2 separate regions of the Homo sapiens genome follow, and region 2 is linked to region 1. A link is a contact called in ENCODE Hi-C or POLR2A ChIA-PET data. All regions are on one chromosome and are shown on one strand. Each heading gives the region's core, a stretch centred on a gene start or an enhancer-like site at or near the end of the contact. The rest is flanking DNA. Distances are from core to core; before and after follow the strand shown.

Region 1 (5,243 bases), core at 672-3,171:
GTTACATGTACTCACTTTGTGGCTTTATATTAAGAGGTAAAATGAGGAGTGGTAATGCTAAAAGGCAGTGGGTATGGAGAGATTTCCTTTGGATGTGCTTTCACTTGGGTTATACCAGGTACTTGGAATTCTGTGTTTTACTTTTGGATAAAATAATTCTTTGCCAAAATGTTTTCTTCACTAGCGTGAAGCCATCTAGCTGAATCAAAATGGAGCTGCTGCCTGCCTACAGATTTTTTATGTGGGTGAACATTATTGTTTTTTAGAGAGGTGAGAATATTTATTTCCTTCCATTTTCATTCTTCAGAGATTATTCTATCACTTTGGATTCAGCACAGGTTACCCAGCAATTACTACTCACTCTTCTTGGGTTCAAATAAATGAGTTTGGTCCAACGTTTCCTGTATTTTAAAATGGAGGCAGTTCATGACGATCAGGATTTGGGGAGGAAGTGGATTTAATTAGACAAGGAAGAGGGTAGGAGACTGGACACCATTTGGGGCTATTTTCAGCTAGTTGAGCCAAATTGTTATTGACCTAAAGCTGACAGTTTTTCTGTGGCCTGCACAATGTGAATTTAGTGAGCTCAGCCAATTCTCAGAGGACAAGCTCTTATATTTCTAGACATACCAGCAGTGGTTCCCGACATTTAGATTTCATGGACAAGTACAATTAAAAATAAAAGAAGTATGGAGATAGAGAGAAGCCAAAAAATCTTAGGAAAAGGTCAGCCCTTTAAATGGAATACTTTCAAATATATGAAAGAAAAAAAAAAAACCTCACTTCAATGTGCTCGATTTTCTCATTTTTTTCCTGGCCAGTGAAAACTAGATCCTGGGACAGCACTGGACACACACAGATGTTTGAGAACTACTGTTCCCAATCTATGAATGAGGCTGTAACTTTTCAACCTGCAAATTCACTTCAGATATTTAAGAAGAACCTTCTAAGTGAAAATATGAAAGTGAACAAAAGCTTTCCTTTTTAAATACACTTGTGTAACCAATTGTTTGGAACAAGTCACCAATGATGCCTTACTTCAGTTCACTATTCTTTCAAATAAAAGATGTATTTGTGAAATTATAATCATTCAAATAGCCATTTTGAGGGCTATGTTTTTTTTTTTTTTCAGTCACAAATCTAAGTGACCCTGAGAATTGTAAAAAGATACTATGGAAATATCAATAGTGTTTTTATGTTTTGAGCCAATGATTTTAAACTTCCACTTGCTAAAAAAAATCAAGAAAGATGAAGTATGAAAACAAGCACGTAGATCTTTCTTTTGTATTACATGTGTGTAACTAAGAAGCCAGTACTCAGATAAATGGCTACAATCTTAATAGCTCGCTCCTGGAAAGCCAAAACTGCATTTCTCTTTTGTCAGGACTGGAAGCATGTAAATTGATTGCCCAATTAAGGAAAGGTTGACTGAAGGTGAGTAAGGTTTCAATGTTCCTGACTTAATTGCTCAACAAGCTTTATTAAGGGGCTAAATGGAGCAGCAAGGGAGTGGCTGGAGTGCAAGGGACTGCTTCTCACCGAGTATTATTGGACGGCTGCCAAAGACAGTTAAAAAATAAAATAAAATAAAGCTGCTCAAGCGTCTTATGCCATGAAGAACAAGATTCTTCATGTTGGGGCTCGCAGTTTTAGTTATAGCAAACTGATTACAACATACATAATTTCTAGTTACAGATAAGGGGCCATTTGCACAGCATCTAGTAGTTTTCATATAATCTTGCCCTGGATTCTGTAAGTTAATAGAGGTAATATATTATTATGGAAAAAGATGGAATCTGGCAAAGATCTCAGGCACTGAAGGAACCAGCTGTTCCGTAGCAATGTGATTTTGCACGCTTCTTGGGGCCTGGCATTCTTAAACTTCCACCAGCGTTAATTCTTACTGGTGAGTTTTCGCTCTACTGGGCCTGCTTATGCAACTCAGTGGCCCAAAAGTCTGATGTCACAGCCTAATGCTGCGTGTCCTCTGCCAAGAGTCTTTTCTGTGGGCACACATTTCTGATGAGAATCTACCCTGTTTTGACTCTTGACTGCATCAGTCTCTGGCAATTACCCTTGTGAAAATAACTCCTTTTTCAAGCATGCAATGTGTCTGGCTTTTATCCAATGGTTTAATCACAAACTCTCTGTGACAGCTTTACCTTGAGCAGCCCCTTAGGGAATTCAGAAGAGCTAGGGTTGCATTTGGACTCTCTAACTACAACATTCTTTTGGCTTTTATGCTGGCCTCAGATCTGGTCTAAACAATGATTTTGTACTTGCTGAGCAGAGTTTTTCACTACTTTGTTCCATGAATTCAAAGGAAGCATGGAAAATGGCACAGATAAGATCATCTTAATGTTAATAGGGGCGCTTATTGTGGGCTTACTATGTGACAGATACTGTGCTAGAAAATTTACAATATGCTATCCAGTCTAATTATTCCTTACAACCATTCTATGGGATGACTATTATTATTCCCACTTTCTGGTTGCGGACACTGAGACTGAAGGAGATTAAGGAAACCTGCCCAATGTCACTTAGCTTTTAAGTAGCAGAGGCAGGATTCCAACCAAGGTCAGTCTGAGTCCAGAGCCATGTTCCTACCTCCTTGCAAATTCTCCTAGACAATACATTTGTCCTTGGGCCTTGTGGGGGAATTGTGGAACAGAAGAACAGGCATTAACACACAGAGAGAGACACACACAGACACACACACACAGACTCCAGAGTCTAGCTTTGCTTCCCATCAGACATGGGACTAGTGCTCATAGAGCTGACTGGGGATATCTCTACCTGCCTAGGACACCAAATCTCTGTAAAAGACAGCCCGCTTCCTGAAGCCTCGTCTAGTGGAGGGAGGTTCTGACATACTGTTTTGTTCAGGCTGGTCCTCCACCCCAAGAATGGAGCTCTGCTTCCTACCCTACCTACCTAAGGACTACTCTCCAAAGGAGTACAAGAACCCAAGCCAGTTCACTGCAAGGCAGGTTATGCTGGATGCCTTTTTGGGCAGGATGTAAGGCCTGTTTCCTACCTTATTTCCATTTTGTGTGGTGGTCTGATATAAGGCTTTGCTTGTGGGCAGTGTTGTAGCACTGGTTATAGCTGAAACTGCCCCATGAGGACAGGCTCCTTCATCAGTTAACCCACTTACCATAGAAGTTGGACCCTCCTTACCAAATTTGTCTCTAGTAAACGGTGTTATGAGGTTCTAGCCTAGATTTAATAAATTTACATCGTATGCTTCCCCACCCCCAACAAAGTTGGGAAAATTGAAAAAAAAAAATAGTCACTTTCACAGTATTATTTTGAGAACTGAAAAGTACGAAGTAATACAAAATTAATAGAAATTTCAAAATGACAAGCATTTTGATATGTCCTTCTAAAATACTGATAAAGAGAATTCTTCTTTCTGAAAGCAACTGGGTTCTGAAGAGACAGGGTGTGTTGAAATTTCCTATGCTTTTAAATGGTTCTGGAATTCTACTTGATTGTTGGGGATTTGGGGTATCATTTGGAAAGCAAGATAACCCAAGAGCAAAAAACAGTCTTTTGGAATTATCCTAATATCTGCTGAATTCTCTTTAGCTTCGATGATAATGAAGGTGAACTGGGCAAAAAGAGTTTGCTTTGAAGTCTCCTTTAATAAAAGCCAAATCATTTTGTTTTAGAGAGACGTTGGAAAGATAGGTATTCTGTTAGCTAAATTTCCTCTATTGAGTTTCCCTTTAAGAAATAATCTAGAAGATCTTAAGATCATCTGATTATTTGCTGAAATCAAATTATGATAACTGGGGAACCCCTTAGATATGACTTTCTACCTGTTTGGTACCAGACAGTGGGTTGCTCGGCGAGGAAAGCATACTTACAGATTGCAGTTCATGATTGCATTGTTCTAAATCATGGATGATGCTACAGATGATAGTCTGTCTACTGCAATTCGGCCTGGGGTTAATTGATATTGAGAGAGGATGTTTTAGCCTCAAATTCTGCTCAGTTCCTGTATTTGGCATGAAACTTTCACTTTCTCTGGAAAACAGTCCTTAACTTAGAAGGAATTGTTGATCTAGAGCTGAAGACAAGGCAGTTTAAAAGCTTCATCCATGTCCCTACAAAGGACATGAACTCATCCTTTTTTATGGCTGCATAGTATTCCATGGTGTATATGTGCCACATTTTCTTAATCCAGTCTATCATTGTTGGACATTTGGGTTGGTTCCAAGTCTTTGCTATTGTGAATAGTGCCACAGTAAACATACGTGTGCATGTGCCTTTATAGCAGCATGCTTTATAATCCTTTGGTTATATACCCAGTAATGGGTTGGCTGGGTCAAATGGTATTTCTAGTTCTAGATCCTTGAGGAATCGCCACACTGTCTTCCACAATGGTTGAACTAGTTTACAGTCCCACCAACAGTGTAAAAGTGTAAAAGTGTTCCTATTTCTCCACATCCTCTCCAGCATCTGCTGTCTCCTGACTTTTTAATGATTGCCATTCTAACTGGTGTGAGATGGTATCTCATTGCGGTTTTGATTTGCATTTCTCTGATGGCCAGTGATGATGAGCATTTTTTCATGTGTCTGCTGGCTGCATAAATGTCTTCTTTTGAGAAGTGTCTGTTCATATCCTTTGCCCACTTGTTGATGGGGTTGTTTGTTTTTTTCTTGTAAATTTGATTGTGTTCTTTGTAGATTATGGATATTAGCCCTTTGTCAGATGAGTAGATTGCAAAAATTTTCTCCTATTCTGTAGGTTGCCTGGATGAAGCTGGAAACCATCATTCTCAGCAAACTATTGCAAGAACAAAAAAACCAAACACTGCATGTTTTCACTCATAGGTGGGAATTGGACAATGAGAACACTTGGACACAGGAAGGGGAACATCACACACTGGGGCCTGTTGTGGGGTGGGGGAAGGGTGGAAGGAAAGCATTAGGAGATATACCTAATGTAAATTACAAGTTAATGGGTGCAGCACACCAACATGGGACATGTATACATATATAACAAACCTGCACGTTGTGCACATGTACCCTAGAACTTAAAGTATAAAAAAAAAAAGTTCAACAAAACCCTAACTGGGAGAAAAAGGGGAATTTGTGTGCCTGGTTAGGATATGGATTGGCGCTTCTTATCACCCACCTAAAAGTACATGAAGGAGAGGAAATGAGTCACAGGAATCATCGAATCAAGTAAACTTTATCTGTAATTTCCCAATTAATCCCAAAGATGGATTATT
Region 2 (5,895 bases), core at 2,190-4,689, 220 kb after region 1:
ACATGTTGGTAAGTTGGTGCTGGCTGGTTGCTTCCTCTCCAAGAAGGTGTCTGCACAACCCTGACTGAATGTCTTCATGACATGGCAGCTGGCTTATCCCAGAGCAAGTTAGCAAGAAAGAGCAAGGCAGAAGCTGCAATGCCTTTATGAACTAGCCTTGGAAGTCACACTTTATCATTTCTACCATATTCTATCAGTCACAAAGGCAAGCCCTGATTCAACATAGAAGGGGACTACACAAGGGAGTGCATACCAGGAGGTAAGCATCACTGGGGGCCATTTTGGAGGCTGGCTACCACAGAGAAGTTGTCAGCAGCAAGAATATTTTTATTTTATTATTTTATTTTATTTATTTATTTATTTATTTATTTATTTATTTATTTATTTTTATTTTACTTTGAGACAGGGTCTCACTCTGTCGCCCAGGCTGGAATGCAGCAGTGTGATCAGAGAGCCCAGGTTCAGGTGATTCTCCCACCTCAGTCTCCTGGGTAGCTGGGACTATAGGCACAGGCCACCACGTCTGGCTAGGCTAATTTTTTGTAGAGACAGGTTTCAGCCAAGTTGCCCAGGCTGATCTCAAACTCCTGGGCTCAAGCAATCCACCACCTCAGCTTCTCAAAGTGCTGGGATTATAGGCATGAGCCACTGTGCCCAGCCAGAAAACATTTTATGGCAATAAACACAATATGCAATTGAAAGTGGCTTAAATAATGACACTATCTCACATAATAAGAAGTATGTAGAGAGCACAGTTCTGGGGTTAATTCTTGGCCCTGATACCTCCCTCCAAGACAAAGAGCTCATTATATTTTCACTTTGCTTTCTTCAACATGCTGGGGATCTCTCCCATCATGGTCACATGTTGGCTGCAGTGGTTTTAGGGGTCATAGGCAGACAGGACCACATCCATTGCAAAAGAAAGGAGCGTCATTTTGTGAGTTAATTTTATTTTGAGAGATAACATTTCCTGGAAATGCTGTTATTGTTGTCTCAGATCCCACTGGCCAGGACTGGAAAACATAGTAATGCCTAAAAAATATATTATATTGTAAATCCATATATTTGCAAGCATCAGTATTTTGTAAATGCATACCTCATTTTTCAGCAAGAAAAAGAAAATTAAGGGGCCCACAGAAACTCAGTCTTAAAAAAATTTAGAAATATGGCTGGGCGCGATGGCTCATGTCTGTAATCCCAGCACTTTGGGAGGTCGAGGCAGGCGGATCACCTGAGGTCAGGAGTTTGAGACCAGCCTGGCCAACATGGTGAAACCCCGTCTCTAGTAAAAATACAAAAATTAGCTGGGTGTGCTGGCAGGCGCCTGTAATCGCAGCTATTTGGGAGGCCAAGGCAGGAGAATTGCTTGAACCTGGGAGGCGGAGGTTGCAGTGAGCCAAGATCGCGTCATTGCACCGCAGCCTGGGCGACAAGAGCAACACTCCGTCTCAAAACAACAACAAAAAATTTAAAAAAATTTAGTTTTACAGATACTTTAGTACAAACATACCCAATTCTGTCAAGACTGAAGAACTTTCCAGGGACCTAGTATCAGAACTCTGTTTCTCCCATCTCCTTCCCAAATAAAAGAGGGGAAATAACGGCTTGACTAATGACCTTCTTGTGATACTTACCTGTTGGCCTTTTCATTTGACCCTGGAATGGTCTATTTTGCTAGGTGTAGTATATGCCAATGAATGTGAAAGAAAACAATGGCAGAGAGATGAAGGATTTATAGACAATGGTTCTTTGGCTAGGTAAACTGACACCTGCTAATTACCAATAAGTGTCTTGGAAAGTGAAATGTGAAAGCAAAATCACAGATACGATTCTCATATACATGCTTAAGGTTATTCAGAATGTGGTAAGGTCACAGCAACAATCAAGAATTAAGCTAAAAAACAAGCTGTGTATATTCTTAGTAAAGAAAATAGAAGTTTTATTGAAGTGCTCCATTGTTTTAAAAAATTAAAAATTTCAGATCCTTACAATTTTCCAAAACAGGATCATTAAAAAATACCTTTATTTTAATACTTGTTAGGGGTCTTCTTGTCTAAAGAGAAATGACAGTGACTGAAAGAAGGTGTGCTACCCAAAGCACTCGTAGGCCACGATGAACCTACATTCCTGGCCTTCAGTCAGTTTCCGGATCTTTCTTTGCCCAGGGCTAAGATACTGAAATAACGATTTATTAAAATTAACACACCTGCAATTCTGGTTCTTAGATGGGAACCATTTAATATATGGGCTTGGTTCTGAGATCTTTACTCAATAAAACTCCCAACTGTTTTGACTGACATCGTTGGCACTTCGTGACTGATTAAGGCACCTGCCTCCGGTTCCATGTCACTTCGTCTTGGGACACGTGGCGCTAATGCCACTTTTCAACCCCCCACCCCATTCAGCGACATTAACCCGGGCGACAGTCCAGGGCTAAACAGTTGCTGAAACAGTTAAATGTGTGTTTTATTGAGGTGAACCACGTACACAACAACCCCCTTTGAGTGAAACAATTTTGTTGTGTAACCATTTGTCACTTCTACATGGATGAGGTCAACGAAATCCTCAAAGTTGCTGTCTCAGGAATAAATTTTGTTCGTGGTTGGGAAAACGAAGTGGAGAATGTTATGGGATAGAGAAAATAGCTTATTTTCTCAGTGGTTAAGTGGGAGTGGGTAAAACACAATTGGCCTTGCATGTGCTTTGTTTAAACGGCGGTGCAGTAATTCTAAATGAGAAGACAAGACGCCCATCGTCACCGTCTTCTCCCTTTGTCTCACATTCCGCCCGGAGATGTGGGGGGTCTCACTCAATGCGGAACGGAGGTGGCGGGGGTGCGGCGCCCCAGAGGCGAAGGCGGAGGCGCCAGGACGCCGCTCCTGGCCTCTCAGGATACCAGCAGGCTACACGCAAGGTCGGGGGCAAGGCCGCGTGGCGGCTTGGAGCCGCGCGAAGGAAGCGAGGGCTGGCGGCCCCAGGGCAAAGGGGTCTGGCGGCGCCAGCCTGGGGCGCTGCAGCGGGCGGGGCGTGCGCAGCGCCGCTCCCCGGAGAGAAAGGAACCTCCGCAATGTCGGGGCCCGGCTGCGACCGGAAAACGGCGGGGGAAGAGAGAAAAGGAGGAGGGAGGGGGAAAAGGAGGTGGGGATACGAAGGAGCGGGGAGGCGGCGGGCGGGGCCTGCGGCGCGCAGCCCCAGTAGATCTCCGGAAATTTTCCACTAACGCTCCGAGCGCCAGAGCCGCCCGGGCGCAGCCCGCCTCTGCGCGCCCGCGACCCACGTGACGGTGATTCATTCGGCACCGCCTCCCCAGCCCGCGCGCGGACTTGGAGCCAAGAGTGGGAGCAGGGGTCGGGGGGAGGAGAAGGTGGAGGAGGAGGCGAAGAGGAGGCGGGGAGGAGGCGGGGAGGAGGGGGGAAGGGTTCGGGGAGAGGGAGGAGGGGAAGCAGAGGGGACGATGAGGTGCGGAGGCGTTGGCAGGTACCTGGGCCCCGCCGCCCGGGTGTGTGGGGGTCGGGTCGGGGGTCCAGCAAAGCCCCATCCAGTCGAGCCTGGGCAAGCTGAGAGGCTGTCGGGTGCGCTCCAGTTACGCTCCCCTGCGTCGTGGAAAACCTAGAGAGCCCTACAGCGTCAGGGCTAATCCCGGGACGCCTCGAGGCCCCGCGGAGTTTTCGCGAACGCGCCGGGCGGTGCAGGGATGTCCTGCTTGGGAGAGTGCAGGGTTGGAAGCGGGCACGCCCTGTTGGCAGCTGCCGGCGCTTGTGTACGTGGCTGCTGACGTGGAGAACTGTAGCTGTGGAAAGCCTGCGCCCCAAGGAGGGACGCGGGGGTGCAGTCGCGGCCCATTATCTGTGCCCGGGAAGTCCTGAAGGCTCTAGGAGCTGTCAGATTAAACCCCCAGACCCACAAGAAAATCCCTGAAGCTTCGGTGAGCGTGGGATTTGGCGTGCAGTTGGTTCCGTATGGTTCCCCATTAAGACTTGGAAGTCGGCTTACCAAGATTTCCTCTTACCCTTCGGCTGTGTTGAGTAGATATTACACAGACACCCCGCCCATGACTCTGCTCTTGCAGGAAAACATTTATTTCAAAAATACTGCAACGGTTTCATCTCTCATGTCCTTTTAGGTTCTTTCTAGTAATTGTGAACTTTTCCTCTCAAGTCATTCCATCAAAGTCTTGGAAGCAAATGAAAAAAACATACTACCCTGAAATAGAGTTCACATCTTTCTTTACCAACTTGCCTTTCCCAGGAAGACATCGTGGTGGGTTTGCAGTTCAGGTTTCCTCACAGCCTCTCCTGGGGGTCTTTTTCCCTCTCTGGTACCTTGAGGCATAGGACAGAAGGGAGCTGCTGAAGTTTCTGGATGTCGCTTATTTTTCACATTTGTTTTAACTTCTTTTGGCCAGAACTGTGTATTGTTTTCGCATAGATTTCTGCAATTAGAATTATTGTAATTAGAAAGAATAATAATCTTCATATAAGGCTTAGGGTACGCACTACTTTAAGGTCTTTGTAAATGTGTGCATATTCATTTCTCTCATCAACTCTGAGGTAGGGGCTATTCTTACCCCATTATTGACCTTTTACAAATGAGGAAACTGATGCTTGGAGAAGTTAGATAACTCGCCCAAGGCCATTCCTTCTCTAAGAGGAGGAACTGGAATTTGACCCCAAACTGTCAGGTAAATCCAATGCTTTGTTCACTATGCAATAGAAATTCTTTATTAATAAATTTAATTGTGTTGAAATATTAAGTTTACATTTTGGTGGGATTTTCCCCCTCGTTTTATTAAAGTGGCCTTCCTGAATTTTATTGTGGAGGGATGTTTAAAGTTAGTTTGGGTAGAAAGCCACACACAATTGTAAAAAGGAAGTCTTATGAAGAAATCATGCATTCCAAGGCAGTGTTACATTTTTCTTAAAGGGTAGATTATTGAAATATTTGACCTAAGAACTCATTTTTTTTCTCAGGAGAAAGGTTTGTCTTCATACACCTTTAGCCCCGAGCAAATGGTGAATCCTCCAGGAGAATGACGATGAGGCTTTTTAGTCTTCAGGGTTCGATAAATATATATCGATTGAAATGTATTCAAAAAGTGAATACCCTTGAAAGGACGATGACATAATGCCAAATGAAAAGGAAATTTCCCAAAGAAACCTAAATAATGGATAGATTTGATAGCAAGATACTACTGGTTTTTTCCTTCTGGAACCTTCTTTTCTGCACTTGAAACCTTCCCTGTCCAGCCAAGACTGGGTTAGAAGCTCCTTTTGTGTGTTCGTGTGGCACCCAAGGTCTGCCCCTGTAGTGGTACTGACCACGGTGTATTCTCGTGGCCTGTTCACCTGGCTGTGCTTCCCAGGAGAGTAAGTGCCTGGAAGAGCAGGCATTCTGTCAGGCTCAACAGAGTGCAACAGCGTGTCCCCAGGGCTCAGGACAGTTGTTTGTCCTAGAGCTATGGGAGTTATTGAGCTAAGCAATACTTGTTAAAAGCATGAGCTTACACAATTGATCAGCCATGTCTTGTTAGGATGTACTGAATTGGAATTTAGCAGAAACTGGGAGAGCAATGTCCCCGTCAGGAAATGTCTGTTCAATCTTGGTCTGTGTATATCCTACTTACCCACATGTTATTTTGCACATAATAGTTTTTTTGATGTTTATTAAGAACAAAAACAGCCTCTTTAAAATTGTGTGTTCAGTTAGCTAACTGTATTTCAGCATCCAATTAATAATCAGAGGTTTAATAACTACAGCCTTAATTCTGGCCTCACAATGATAGAATGATAAAATCATAGGTTTTTTTTTTTTTTTTTTTTTTTTGGCTGAAGGAGATCTTATAACTGCTCTGTCCAATACACAACCACTGGCCACATGGCTATTTGAATGAATTAA

Evidence for each region. A loop is a pair of places that touch in the nucleus more often than their neighbours do. ChIA-PET counts read pairs that join two places held with the same protein, here RNA polymerase II (POLR2A). Pooled maps may share reads with other maps.
Region 2: a map of dorsolateral prefrontal cortex shows a loop between it and region 1 (2.6-fold over the local background). The contact joins the promoter of SLC38A4-AS1 here to the enhancer-like site in region 1. A Hi-C loop is called at or near these places in 12 of 168 maps with a recorded cell type or tissue (B cell, CD4-positive, alpha-beta T cell, CD8-positive, alpha-beta T cell and 9 more), 22 of 37 single-sample maps with no recorded cell type and 25 of 50 pooled maps. POLR2A ChIA-PET finds 5 or more read pairs at or near these places in 4 of 52 experiments (HEK293, MCF 10A, activated naive CD4-positive, alpha-beta T cell and 1 more).

Annotation. Positions count from the first base shown.
Region 1 is chr12:46,158,775-46,164,017 of GRCh38, forward strand. No RefSeq gene overlaps it. Among named protein-coding and RNA genes, the nearest start is that of SLC38A1, 110 kb to the right of the region's middle. Within about 2 kb of position 1,922, at least 7 of the 41 ENCODE cell types and tissues checked have a DNase peak (open chromatin) inside an H3K27ac peak, as active enhancers do.
Region 2 is chr12:46,380,237-46,386,131 of GRCh38, forward strand. It overlaps SLC38A4-AS1 (SLC38A4 antisense RNA 1), which reads left to right and starts at 3,440. Exons shown (of 4, transcript NR_125380.1): 1 at 3,440-3,459. RefSeq lists an enhancer at 2,804-3,311 and silencers at 2,866-3,225, 3,376-3,445.